Regions from separate parts of the Homo sapiens genome. Here region 2 is linked to region 1. The links are chromatin contacts, found by Hi-C or POLR2A ChIA-PET in ENCODE. All regions are on one chromosome and are shown on one strand. The core of a region is the stretch at or near the end of the contact, and the rest is flanking DNA. Distances in the headings are between cores, read along the strand shown.

Region 1 (7,225 bases), core at 1,330-3,829:
TTTTATAGCTGCGAAAACCGATCGAGCACATCATTTATTCATTACGCTTATTACTATTGTTATTGCAGAAAAGCAGTGAATTCCCGGGACGGGGTTCAAAGGGTTTTTCGGAGGAGGAGGGGAAGAGGGAGAGAACACGCGGGCGGGCAGGGACCGCTGGGAGGCTGAGCTGGGCTGTGGGGCAGAGGTGCCCGGAAATCCCCAGGGAAGGATGCCTCCAAAGCGCCTCCGCCCCGCGCGCTCCTAGGCCACTGCGCACCGGCGCAGCTGCGGCAGCAACCTAGGAAGCTTCTTACGTAAGTCAGAGCCGCTGACATCACCTTCGCCGCGAGCGTCGCAGCCTGACTAGGCGCCAAAGGACCGTCGCGCCAACCCAGCGCCCCTGTCTACCTCCTGGGTCGTTCCTAAATGATTCTGCCGTCGCCAGATTTGGACGATCCGGAGCCAAGGGGACCGCCCTTGGAAGGGAGATGACATAGAATGACTATTTATTGGGAGCCCTTGGGTGTCGTAAAAGCGAAGTCAACGGACAGCAAAGACGCCCAGGGGTCTCCCAGACTTCCTTCCTCGTCGTTTCCCTGCAGCCCGCCTAGCAGACTAGTTCATACCTAAGTCCACGTGCCAGTAAATTTGGGCGACAGTGCACCGGGGAGGAGGAAGATAGTCTGTGGGATCCTCTGCGGGCAGATGGCACAGAGCCATTTAGTAGGAACCCTGGGCTGTTCAGAGCAGAAAAGATGCCCAGGGGTCTCCTCCATCTCCCCGGGGCCCCTGACACTCCCACCCTCATCTCTCCCTGACCCTCCCCGCGGCCCCTCCGGGCCACAAGGGTTTTCGGCAGAAGCACTACGAAGTTCAGTCTAGGAGGCGAGCAGCGCCACGCTACGTCGCACACGAGGGCAAGGCACAAGTTCGGAGCTCGGGGCAGCACCTGAGGTCACAGCGAGTGACGAAACAGCCGCGGTGCTGCAGCAGTCTCAAAAGAACACTCACTACTCCTGGAACCCCCAACCCTGAACATGCATGGTGTGGGCTACAGGGCTCAGGGCTGGGCTTCTGGAAACCACAGGAGTTGCAACCCTCCTCCCTACGCCCCGTGAAGGACGTGAAAGGCGAGCCCCGGTGGTGAAGGACAGACCCTCTCTGCCTCCTGTGCTCCCCATAAACGCTCCCTTTCTGCTCCTTCTCAGCCCACGCTGCCTGCGACTTCAGAGGTCGCCCTTTTAACTTTCCACCGTCCACGTCTGCATCACTGAATCGGGGTCCAGCCCAGCCACTCAGCCCCAGGAGGATTGGGGTGGGTCCCAGGGGATGGGAAGGGTGGGAAGGCGAGAGTAGTAAGGTGCAAGCTGCAACCGGAGCGGCGCCGCGGGGCTGGGATTGCCGCTGCTGGGGAGGGCGCGAGGGTGCGGCGCAGAAACCCATAGCCTGGCGGGCGGACGGCGCGGGTACTCACGCACTGCCTCCTGCTTAGGGTCAAGCGTGCTGAGGACGCGCTGCACGCCGCCGAGCTTGCCCTGCAGCGCCCAGACGCGGCGGTGGGTGAGCTGGATGTCGCTCTCGAGCTCCTGGAAGAGGCTGCAAGCGTGCCGGGCCACGTCCGAGAGCTGCCGGAGGACACGGGCCAGAGCGGCGTTGCTGACCGCGCATAGGTCCAGCATGAGCAGCACGGCCGCCGCCGCCGCCGCCGAGGACGCCTCGCCGGCTGCGGGCGCCGCCTCCGGGATCCCCGCCGTGCTCTCCTCGCCAGCCACGGACGCCTCTCCGTGCGGCGGCTGAGTCTGGTCGGCCGGCGCGGGCAGTGGCGGCGGCGGCGGTGGCAGCCCTGAAGGTGCAGGGACGGCGCGGGCTGGCTCCTCTGGCCCTGGCGCCTCGACCTCGTCCAGGTCCCTCCGGCCCGGCGGCTGCAAGGGCGGCGGCGGCTCAGCGCTGCCTCCGCTCGCGTCCACTGCTGGGCCGGGCGCAGGGCGCCGCTGCCTGCACAGCCATTGCGGCTCCACGATCCGCTTGGCGAAAGGCATCCCGCGCAGCCAGGCGGCGACTTTCTGGTCTCCTCCAAGCGCCCCTGTGAGCTGGAGACCGGGCGCGCCCACCTGAGCAGGGAGGGGGCAGGAGTCCGGCAAAAGCGCGATCTGGCAGTCCGGATACGCAGGGGGCTTCTCTGCTCACCTTGCCTCCTCTTCCCCGCCCTCTCCCTAGCAAATCAGTCCAGCCAGTCCTCCTTTGGGTGCACCGTTCCCTGGGGAGGATGACAAGCGCTCCGCACAGAAATTTAGGGGTGCGCCTGGTCTCTTCTCACTTGCTTCCAACCAGGGTCGACTGGCTCAACTCCATCGTTTCTGTGCTCGCCGTCGCCACCCCGGCCACTGCCGTCGCCGCCGCCTATATAAATGGGCGTGCGTGTGTCTGTGTGTGTGTGGGTGAGTGGGTGGGTGGGTGTGAGTGTGTGCGCGCGCCTCAGTTTGAAAGTACCCCGGCGCAGGCCTCTCCCCGCGCGCCCCTCGGCCGCTCCGGGGAGCGATTGCGCCCGGGATCTCTCTCCCTGGCTGGGCGGGGAGGAGGTTTCGGAAAGGCGCTCTGAAAACCCGGAGAGAGGAATCTGCCTCCAGCCCGGGCGCAGGAGGCCGCGCGGGGGTGACGGGGCGGACGCAGGGCGGGGGAGGCCGGGGCGAGGGGGGCGCAGCGCCCTGTGCGGCCGCTGGGAGTCACTGGTGGCCTCGCCGTGCTGGGCGCGTTCAGGCGCAAAGACACTTCCTCACATCCAAGGGGTTGGAATTGAGACTGTCAGCGTGGTGGGGGCGGGGAGTCCTCAAGTTGGGAGTAGGGGTGTGGGCAGTAAGCGCAGAGGGAAGAGGGTGGGGTATTGAGGATGCGGCAGATTTGGCGTGTTGGAGCAAGTTTTTCGCCGAATTCCAGCTCTGTACAAGACCTTTGGGTTCTTACAGGGAAAACTGGGCTGCTCCTTGGAGATCCCCGGGCTCTATGAACGCAAGGAGACAACTGGGGAGGGCAAAGGGCGTAGGCGCATCTCCATGTGGCCAGAGCAGCCAGAGTGCTGTTTATACCCCTTCCCAGGCATCACGTGGCCCCCTGTTTTGGGCACGGGCTCTATAGAATATCGTGAATGAGACCCAAACCACCAATGAGCAAAATCCCCAGAAAACTGCTTACGAAACTCATTGCACGTTGGGTGAGATAAACGGCATTACCTCCTCGTCACCCTACTGTGCTGATCATACACAGGATTTTTAAAGTTCTCCATCAGAGAGATGATGATTTACAGAAGAAGGGAAAGTTTTCCCCTTCAGTTAACTGAAAGGTATAATTTCTAAAAAGGCATGCATTTTCGATTGCAGCAGGCTGCAGGCTGTATGCCGTCAGTAAAAAGAGTTTGGGAAATGTTAATAAAACACGTGCTTTCATGCCTCCAAAAAGTATACTGTAAAAATATTTTTTATTTTAAAGCCACAAGCCAGATCTTGGGAATGCAGCCTCTTTTCGTGTTTCTAAAGAGAACATGGAAAAAATATGTTTTATGGCAACAATAAAGTCCTCCAGACCTGCGGTGGTGTCTCCTCTCCTCCCTCTAAAGGCGGGAGAGGGAGGAGGCTCCAACAGTCAGCACTTTGGACTGGCCCACGCTTTGGTTTTAAAGGCTTCAACAGACCCTTGTCTTATTCTACAAAACAAAAAAAAAAAAACAAAAAAAAACCAAAATTTTCGGCAAGGACATATCCTTGTTCATAAAAGATCCAGGCTGAGGCTTTGGGGGTAAAGGGCCATGATGTCTGCAAAGTACACATAAATGTTTCAGTAACAACAAGAAGAAGAATGATGATAATAAAGATGTGTATGTATGAAGGGAGAAAAAAACAAAATATGGCAAAATGTTCAAAATAGTCTAGGTTAAGGGCATATCAGGGTTCATTGTACATTTCTTGCAACTTTAAATTTGGTTTTGTTTCCAAATAAAAAATGAAAGAAAAGAATATTTTGGAACAAGGTCTTTTAAGGTTTGTTTTTTATCTCACAAATCTGAAAAGCGTTGAGCTAGCTGTTTTTAAATTGAGCTTGACTTTTTAATACGTTCAAAATTCTGAACATGAGTTCTGCTGGGTAGGCAAGCCAGACACTTCTCCCTAAACACATGGAAGCATGGAGAACAATGAGGGATATTAAAGGCATCTGGTTAGCAAGCCTTGTGGCAACAGGCTGCCCTGCCTCTCACTCTCCCTTACCTAGCACTGTCCTATTAATAGCAAGGGTGCCAGTGGAGCGGGCCCATCTGAGCATTGACAGGGGCAATGAATAAGTGGTGTGGGACTCTCACTCCTAAAGGGAGTTTCAGATTATTGGCAAGTTCCTTCCAGGGCTCCCAAAATAAGTGATCAGAAAGGAAGGGCAAAGGCCCAGGAGAGAAAGGGTTCAAGGGGGTAATTAAGCTAAAAAACAGGCCAGCTACCTTAGTGTCTGCCCCCAAGTGATCAGCTCAGATTCAAGCCGAGATTTCAAAATGATTCAAAGCACAGTTCAAGGATGCAAAAAGGAGTGCCCTCTTTGTAATCTCCTTGACTCTGACTTGTGTGCTAATAAAGCCCTTTGGTTAAAATTTTAAAAACCTTTAATTTTGGCTTTTGATCTCCTTCATTCTCGCTGTCCCCTCCCCTTCCTTTGGTGGTGGTCCCCAGTGACCTTTCCAAGAGCACATTACGTTTTTGTTTTTGTTTTTGTTTTTGTTTTTGTTTTTGTTTTATTTGGGGAGAAAGACACCCTCCTTCAAAGTCACCAAAACCAAACCTAATACAAATGATCATATTCATTGATATGGTTGGTTGATGTTTTCCCAGTCCTCTGTAAGATATGAATAAAGGTATCTTTAGAAAATGTAACGATTGTTTTACATTAGTGACACCATCTAAATAAAAAACTGCTAGCTTTGGGAAGGCAGCTTCAAGACAGCCTGCTGGCCCCATCCTACCCTTTTCCCAACTCAAGTCCCTCCCATGTGAATTACCCCCACACACACACCCCTACACACATTTTTGGGTTTTATTCCTGCTTTCTAGAACTAAAATACTGAAATTTTAAAAAGGGTAGCAACACATGTAATCCTGACAGGACATGTGAATAGTCTTAAGCTGATGAGTTTTCAGCATACGTGGGAGCTGTGTCTTTCTTGTTTAAATCCTGAATTGTGACATTTTACTCCAAATTTTCCCACAAAAAGTTCTGATGAAGTCAAGGTTGCTTTCTAAAGCCAGGTTGTTACACCTGATTGTTACACCAGATTGTTATGTGTGTGTTGATCTCTCCCAATCACACCGCCTCCCCACTATTCATGTACACATGTTTATTTACCGTGCACTTGTAGCCAAAATAGAAGGGAAAGGAAACATTTTTAAATGGCCCCATCGCCTAATTCCCAGCAGTCATTCATGCAGCTCAAAGGCCAGCACAATTCGCCCATAAATTCAAATGTTTAGTCAGTATAAACTGTATGCCATTGTAAAATGAATGAAAGATCCTGTCTGTGTCACCACGCCCCACAGTTACATTCTTGCCTGCTCCAGCCCAGAAGGAAGAAGGGCTTTGCTGAACTTGAAGATTGGCATTGAGAGCACCGTGAAGCGCCACTGTCCTCAACCTGGCTGTCCTCATGCCTCCACGGAACCCTAGTCAGGCTTCCTATAGAACCTCACAAGCGGCAAAGCAGAGATTCCTAAAACACTCTTCGCTAAAAATGTTCTGATTTGAATATCCTACCATTATTTATACTTGAAAATATTTCTTTTGGCTAAGAAATGCCAGGAGATACACGGGGCACATTAGCATAATCATTGAATTATAGTGACTGAAGTGTCTTTTCCTCCACCTAATTGAACCTATTCCTCATTTAATCAATGTAATCTACTCCTAAAAAGTCCTGCCACTAAGTAAAAACCTGTTAAATAAAAAATATTTGCATTAATTTTATTGGAAAAAATTATGAGCATTCCATCCCAACTTAAGTTACTTAAACCATTTCACAGATAGAAAACTATAGCAAGTTTACATAGGTGAAGGGCTACAATTTGAAAGTAAATAAATATAGTTTGTACATAAAATGCAATGTTATAATATCTCATGAAGGAAGAAGAGCAGATTTGAAATTGGGTGGTGAGGAGTGGAGGAGGGTGAGGTTGTCATTCTTGGGAAATCGTTGGAGAGTCATGTGGTTCACAATGAAGCAGAAAACTTTTTCGAGCTCATGGCTATACTACACTTAAACTGCACTTACAAATAAAGTTACAGTACAGAACAACACCTTAAGGGAAAAATAAAGGATAAACTTCAGAGAGCCTTAAAACATATGGAAAGAGCTCATACACATAGCCGACTGAAGGGTCACAGAAAGATGTTACTCACTCCTCTCTCTCCCACACCAGGAGGCCACCATTGTCAGGCTTTCCAAGAGTTTCTGCAAAGTTTAATGTTAGTTGCTGAGCTCTGAGAGTCCCCAAATCCCTCTTTCCTTTAGTTTTGCTGGCTCATGGGAGGAAGTTCACAGCCCATGGTGGTATGCCATCTTGAATGAGGAAGCATGCATTCTTCCATATGTGTGGTTTATGATGTCCAAAGCCTTCATAGCTTACTTTTTGCAACTCTAAAGTCCAAGTTCTTCCAGTTCAGGAACTTTGAATGTGGCTTTGTGTACAGGTATTCCCATGAAACACTGGGAGAGAAACATATTCATTAATACATCAAAATATTAATCCACCATACACATAAATATATTTACACATATATTGATAACTACCATATGTATAGTTTCGAGGGAGAAAAAAGACTATATACTACCATTGAAGGTTTTCCCTTGTTTCAGCTTGTGCTTTTCTTCCTTAAAAATCTTCATTTAGTCTATCAAGTGTGAAGGACAGGGGTTTCTCTCTGCATTTTATTGATAGGAAAACATGGGCAGAAAAAATAATGCTATTAAAATGGTTTTCCCAAAATGCCAAAGACTGTGAATACAAAGACTATGCCAACCAGCCTTTTTATCTTCCTTTGCAGAGAACTGTTGATTACTCACATTGTTTCCTGTGGGAGAAATTCTTACTTCTTTCTAATCTTCAAAAATCCTAGCCTCACATTTTACAACTGAATATAATTTTAAACATGCCAAATCTGGATTTAGTCAGAACTGCAAATACGTAACTCAAAATAACTGACAGAATTAAAGCAGATG
Region 2 (7,225 bases), core at 1,183-3,682, 180 kb before region 1:
CATGCACTTGCATGTGTGAAGAACTCAAAGTAACTCTATCCAGTGGCTTGAGGAGTATAGACGTAGACTCCTCTTGGCTCTTCCTCCTCCCTTCAAAACCCTACAAGACGGGACTTTTTAATACAAAATTGAAACTTGTGTCAATCCTCTTCTCCTTCCCAGACGCTGGAATGGAGATAGCACCTCTGAATCCTCCCAAGTGGATGATCTGGCAAAGGTAAGGGGCAAGACTTGTAGGGATTAGAACTGAGGAAAGAGCTAGGGAAATATTTTTATTTCTGCCTGTTCCATCACCACAGATACTGTTTCTCACTATTACAGAGCAACAACATCTATTCAGCCAAGGAAAATAGAGTCAATGGGAAATTCGAGGGAACTTAGAACAAGATTAAGCTCATGGACCTTATGTCCTGGATGGCCAGTCTGGAAGAGCATAGGGATACCCAAGACTTTCCCTACAAGCCAGGCCTCACTGGACATTAATTTGCTGTAGGTTCGTTTCTGAGAGAATGAGCTATCTGTAGAGAAATAGGAGTGGCTTTTGAGTAGAAATGGTGGGCAGGCATGAAAGGGGGTGACATTATCCTCTGATAAGCATTCTGGGAGACTGTGATGTTGAAGACCAAAATAATTTAAAGGCCACTGGGAGGCCCTGGAGAAAAGGGCCTTTGGGTGGGACCGTTTGCTTGTGCAGGCACAGCCAGCAGAGTAAGCCTCTAGCTTTGAATTCAGTTGTTGAGGAACAACTTAAACTTGAATGTCTAAAGAATGTGATCACCTGAAAAACAATAGGAGGCTTTGTTCCAGGCAGAGAGAAAATAAGGGAGCATTCGGTTCTTGCAAATCTTTATGCTGGGGCCAGTAGAGTCTGTTTTCTAGCAAAAGGCTGTTTGAAGTGTGTTTATATGTCCACATAGTGCTGAACCATGTGCTGGGGTTAAAGATGACAACAAGTCAGAATATTCATACCATCCCGATCTCATGGGGCTGCCCATCATGTAATAGCAGGATGATTCAAGGTGGCAATGATGTACCTGTTGCCTGGTCTCCCATACACAGAGAGCTGAACTGAGAGAAACTATGAGGTCCCAAAGTGGGGTAAAGTGCCTGTGGAGAAACTTTTGTCCAACTCTGAACTTGCAGGTTTTTGTTTTTGTTTTTGTTTTCCTCATTGGAAGTCCAAGATACAGAAATTATTCTTTCAAATAGAGGAGTGCAGGAAATCCAATCCTGAAGATCTCCTTCCAGTTGGCTAGCCTGTGACCCAGAAATCACTACCATGAATCAACGTGAAAGTATGCCAAGCCACCCTGAGTAAGTTAAACAGGGCTTGGAAGCAGGCAGCCCAAAGGAGAGAGGGCTGGCTCTGATATCAACCTCGAGATATCAGATTACAAGACTGAAATGGGAGCCTCTAAGTTCCTTAAACAAGCGGCCTTCAAAATGCAGAGTGTGCACTCTAGGGGTAAGGAAAAACATTAGACTATGTGTATATGTATGTATATTTATGTACTGTTAAACGGTCTGTTTTTATGTTTTTTTAAATATAAATTGGGTTTTTCTAGCAGACTCAGATACAAGGATTCCAGGGTAAAGAGTTTACTTCAGAGCTGCAGGGAACCCTGATAGGGCGATGGGGAAGTAAAACAGGGAAGAGAAGGAAGTCAATAAAGAGAGAGTTAGCGAGTAACTGGAGCTTAGTCTCACAGGGAGAAGCTGCAAAAGAAGCACAGAATGTCCGCTATTAAGTATTCTCCCGGGGGCAAGGGAGCTGGGATATTTACACCTTGGTTCCCATTATTAAGTGGATGAGGGCTCTTGGGAGGTGTCTGAATTCCCTTGCATGTCTGGACTGCCCAGGGAGCCAGCAGAGGGGTCTTCTCCATCTTTAGAGAAAGACTGCAGGCAAAGAGATGAAGAATCTGGCAGTTGGCTATCAAAAGAAGGCTTCCTCTAAATGTGAAAGGTTAGGGATATGGGCAGGGGCCTAGAAACTGTTACAGTAAGTAACTTATTAATACAGCAACACGTGCATATAATTCATAAATAAACAGTATGGATTTTTGCTCTACTTTTTTTCTTCAATGGGGGTGCACGGAGGCCAATGCCTTAGCCCAGGTTCCAGCTAAAAGCACCCTGCCTCATCTCAGCTGACTCAGGAGGCTTGAATCAAGCCTCTGCTTAAAGATCTCTGAAGTCAAGTACTACAATCTTTCTTGGATGCAAAGGCCAGTATGTAGCAGTAAATCAACCAGTGGGGATGGTGTGTATCCTAGTGGCAGGCAGGCCTCCACAAAGAACATGTTTACATGGACCTCTATCTCATGGTGTTGTATTTCCTTCTAGGCACTAGCTCCTCTCCTCTACTAAGCCAAAATCTCAAAGGCTAGCATACATTGGAGCATCTTCCCTTGATGGAACAGCCCTCTCAGGGAGCCACATAGAAAACAGGTAGATTTGCACCACATCTGATGCTTTTGCTACCCTGGACATGAGAAACTGCTTATATATAACTTGGATTATCCTATCCACCCCTGGGAGATAAAAAGGCATTAGAGTTTTGAAGAAGATTGGTCTTTACTTTCTTTAAGAAATTCTATTTGTTGAATGAATGTGTATATGAATGTAAAAATGAATCAATGAATGCATGAAACTTTAAGTTTATAATAGGAAATTAATCTTGGGGTCAAATGAGAAATTATGAAGATCCATTCTTTTCATGGCATCCCAAAACTGTCACCCTTCAAAACAATTTGCACAGCCTGCTCATGAAGGGGTACATAGCATTTTGGAAGGTAAGAGACCTGGAGGAAACTTTCCTCACCTTGTCAGGTGCCTACTTTGTGCTGATCACTGCCCTAGGACTAGCACATGTTTTCTTGTATATTTAATCCTCCAGGAAGCTTTGAGATAGGTACCATTCCTCTCATTTGACAGATCAGAAGACTAGCTTTTTAAGACTGTAAGTATCTGTCAGCAAATCACACAGCTGGTAACAGGTGGAGCAGGGGTCAGAACTTAGCTCTGTGGCTACGAAGCCCATGTACGTCTTACTGTTCCACAATGCCTTCTTTACGACTCTAGCCAACGGGCACTCTTGGAAAACAGACTTCTGAAAGGTACTGTTACCATTGACTCCACAAAGGTATAGTTGAAGAAATAAAAGCACTTTTGATATGATACTGACATCTCTCTAAATCTAGTAATGAGAAAATATCCTTAATTAATTTTGTCATTGATTATGATGTACATTGTGGAGAATGAGATGGGGGCAGGAGGCACAGGAAAGATTTAGTAGCAGCCAGAAATGTGGCTGCTGCCACTGAGGATTAAGGAGTTTGTAACGCCAGGAATCAGTTCTAATTCACCTTTAAATATGTTTTTTCTCTTAAAAATTTATTGTAAGATATTTCAGACATATTGTACTAGGCAAGCCTCTAAGGGCTCCCCCAATGATCCCTGCTTCCTGGTATTCATGTTGTTGTGTAAATCCCTCCACTTGAGTGTCGGCTGTACCTAGTGACTGACTTCCAATGAACAAAATACAGCAAAAGTGATGGGATGTCACTTTTGTAAGTAGGTTATAAAATATTGTGACTATTCTCTCTCTCTCAAAACCCTCACCCTGATAAATCTGGCTGCCAGGTTGTGAGTTGCCCTATGAGGTGGGACACATTGCAACAAACTAAGGGAGGCCTTTGGGCAACACCCAGTGAAGAACTGAGGCCTTGGTCCAATGGCCCATGAGAATCCAAATCCTGCCAACAACCATGTGTGTAAACTTCGAAGTGGACCTTCTGAGGCCTGCCAACAGCTATATGAGCAAGCTTGCAAGCAAATCCACCCCAGTTGAGCCTTGAGATGCTACAGTCCCAGCTGACACCTTAATGCTGCCGGTGAGAGCCGGAGCAGAGGACCCAGTTAGACTGTGCCCAAACTCCTGGCCCACAGAGACTGTGAGATCGTAAATATGTGTTGTTTTAAGCTGATAAGCTCTGGGGTGATTGGTTATGCAGTGATAGACAACTAATGCAAAAAGGTATAAAGAATAACCTGGTGAATACTTGTGTATGGCCCATGTAGCATGCAGCCTTAGAAAAAAACAAATTACAAAGATACTTAAAGCCCCTTCCTTGTATTCTACCTTCATCACTTTCCCCTCCTTCCTCTCCAGATGCTCTCTGGAACCAGACTGAAATTGAAATGCAAGATATATATATATATATATATATCACAGAATCTCTGTCACTAAATATTCTCCCAGAGGCAAAGGAGCTGGGATATTTACACCCTGACTCTCATCATTAAGTGGATGGCTCTTGGAGGGTATTTGAACTCTCTCACACATCTGGACTGCCAAGGTAACCATCAGAGGGGTCTTCTCTGTCTTTAGAGAAAGCTTGAATACACACACACACACACACACACACACACACACACACACACACAAAATCCCCCTTAACAACAAATAGCTTTGTATATATTTACCTATCTATATATAAATGGTATTATATTTCATGTATCTTTCTGCAATGAGATATTTTCCTCAACAGTACGTTATATATATATAGATATATATATATATCCATGTTTTAAGCCAGTCAACTTTCATTCCTGTATAGTAGTCCATTTTTTAGTTACAACACAATTTATCCCTCCTCCCACCAATCATAAGGTACGATATTTTGTTAAGTCATATGAAATTGCCAATGTTCAGCCATTTTTTGCCTACAAAAATAGCTCTTTCATATGATCCAACCTAACCGATTTTCATACACACAAACAACGGCCCTTTACTGACAATGATAATGCTACTGATGGTAATTATTATATCATTATCTAAACTGATTCTTGGAATGGGCATCTGAGTCAGACAGCCCTGGCTGTAGAGCTCAACGCTGCCACTTCCTACCAGTACAGCTTTGGGAAAATTACTTAACTTCTCTCCATTTTCTTCATCTATAAAGTGGAGATGATGCTAGTAACTACTTTATAGAGCTAAGTAAGGATTTCATATGATGATGAACATACAGCCAGGTACATGGTGAGTACCCAGTAAGCATCAGCTCTTGCTGTGGTTGTTTCTTTAATCATCTTTGTGATGGACTTAAACCTGACATTGACCCTTTTCCACACTAAGGCTCTATAGAGGAGCCCTCCTGGCATGGCCATTTGCGTGGTCTGTGCAGCCTTCGCTTCTTGCTCCAGCTTGCCCTCCTTGCCTTCCCCAGACTCCTGTTTCTTCTGGCTTTGGCCAGAAATTCCAAGAGAAAATCTTCTCTCATCTTGGATAAGACTTCTAAATCAGCCTGCTCAGATAGAAAAAGCTCAGAATTCTAGGAACAATCTTTCCTGCAGTCCAGATGTTTCTGTCACTCCCAGTCCCAACCTAGGAAGTATTTCAAAAGAAAGAAACAATTGAAAATAAAATCCAGACTTGATTCCCCTCCATAGGCTAACTCAAAACCCCTTTAAATGTAGTCTGGGATTGAAGGCCAGTTTCAACAGAATGTGTATTTTATCCAAACCCGTCTGCTCTTCTCTCTTGCCAGCAACACATTTTAAAAAATCTAATCTCTGTTTTCTTTACATGAATCTAGACCAAATGTGATTTCTCCCCTGCATGTGAAAATAAATTATTTCAAATGTAATTTTCTCTCCGGTTTGTTCCTGTTCCTCCAGAGACCTTTGAAGGGTGTAACTCCAGATGCAAGCCGCCTGCTACTGCAGTGCCAGCAGGAATTCCTAGGCCCCCAAAACCTCCTGGGGGTGGGTGGAGGAGGGAGTATGGGGCAATCCAGGCAAATCCCTTAGGACCTAGGATTCCTGCTTCACACTCCAAGATGGTATCTTAACTTCCCCCATCAGTGAGGATTGGAAGAGTGGAAATTAAGAGCTAGGCTCAAAAGGAAAGGTAGAGATCACACTGATTTCCTCTTATCCTAACATATGCAACCTGTGCTAAGCAGGAGCTAGAGAGAGGAACAGCACTTGGCACCTCTTTTGACCCACTGCTACTCAGAGTGTGTCCCCAGACCAGCAGCATCAGCCCCATCTAGGAGCCTGTGAGAAATGCCAATTCTTGGGCCCCACTCCAGACCTATGGAATCTGAATCCCTGAGAGTAGGGCACAGCATCTGGGCACTGTCAAGCTTTCCAGATGATGCTATGCATTCTCCACTGTGAGAAGCCCTGCTTTAGGTAGTCAGCCACACGCAACAGAGATTCACAGCCTTGGAGCTCAAATCATCACTGCAGTCTAGTGAGGGGACAGATAAACTACTGAATGGGAAACAAATCCAAACCAAGGTTTGAAAAAAAAAAAAAAAATAACCCGCTGCCAGCCCCACCCCACTTCCTGAACAGCCCTCACACAGTCCCCCTCAGCATCAACACAATGAACTCCCTGAAAGGAAGATTCTTCTAACTCAAAGATTAACGGTCACTGTAGTTGTAAACATGGCCACTGTCCCTTAGAAAACAGCTGTTTCTCAATGAGAACACATGGACACAGGGAGGGGAACATCACACACCAGGGCCTGTTGGGGAGTGGAGGGGAAGGGGAGGGATAGCGTTAGGAGAAATAGCTTAACGTAGATGACGGGTTGATGGGTGCAGCAAACCACCATGGCACATGTATAGCTATGTAACAAACCTGCACATTCTGCACATGTATCCCAGAACTTAAAGTATAATTTTAAAAAAGAAAAAAAAAGAAAAAAAAGAAAACAGCCATTCCTGACAGTACTGCAAAATAAACATGAGTCTTCCAGTTGGGCTTCACACTCTTGGAGACAAATACAGTACAATAAAGAATCATTTGGTTGGGACAACAGACAGACACGCGTCTCAACATATACGGGTCAGTGAACAATGGCTCCTACTAGAATGGTCCTGTTGGGCCAACCACGACACAGTTCCTTGTTCTGCATAACATGCTGTTGTTTAAACTCACAGACCTCCAGCCGTTGAAGGAGCTGACTTAAACCTGGCTGGCCCAGAAGGCTTTGACAGTCCAGAGCTGAGACCAGGCAGGGACTGCCCTTATTTGCCTGTTTTTGGCAAACGGTGCCTAACGTGAACATCTTCCTTGATGACCTTGTCATCATCACCTTTTCATCCCTGACCATCCTCATGACCCGTGTCCCCCCTCCAGCTCTGGCCTGTGTATGATAATATGGAGTGTCTAAAAGGTCTCTGCACAGTGTTCTGAGGAAAGGCACTG

Evidence for each region. A loop is a pair of places that touch in the nucleus more often than their neighbours do. ChIA-PET counts read pairs that join two places held with the same protein, here RNA polymerase II (POLR2A). Pooled maps may share reads with other maps.
Region 2: a map of PC-9 shows a loop between it and region 1 (3-fold over the local background). The contact joins the promoter of NHS-AS1 here to the promoter of NHS in region 1. A Hi-C loop is called at or near these places in 2 of 168 maps with a recorded cell type or tissue (PC-9 and posterior cingulate gyrus) and 1 of 50 pooled maps. POLR2A ChIA-PET finds 5 or more read pairs at or near these places in 1 of 52 experiments (PC-9).

What each region holds. Positions count from the first base shown.
Region 1 is chrX:17,370,554-17,377,778 of GRCh38, reverse strand. NHS (NHS actin remodeling regulator) reads right to left here and starts at 2,579. Exons shown (of 9, transcript NM_001291867.2): 1 at 1,457-2,579. The coding sequence starts at 2,021.
Region 2 is chrX:17,554,334-17,561,558 of GRCh38, reverse strand. It overlaps NHS-AS1 (NHS antisense RNA 1), which reads left to right and starts at 2,432. Exons shown (of 3, transcript NR_046632.1): 1 at 2,432-2,451; 2 at 4,175-4,361. The region is part of intron 1 of NHS (NHS actin remodeling regulator); the gene reads right to left. The region is part of intron 1 of LOC101928389 (a long non-coding RNA gene); the gene reads right to left.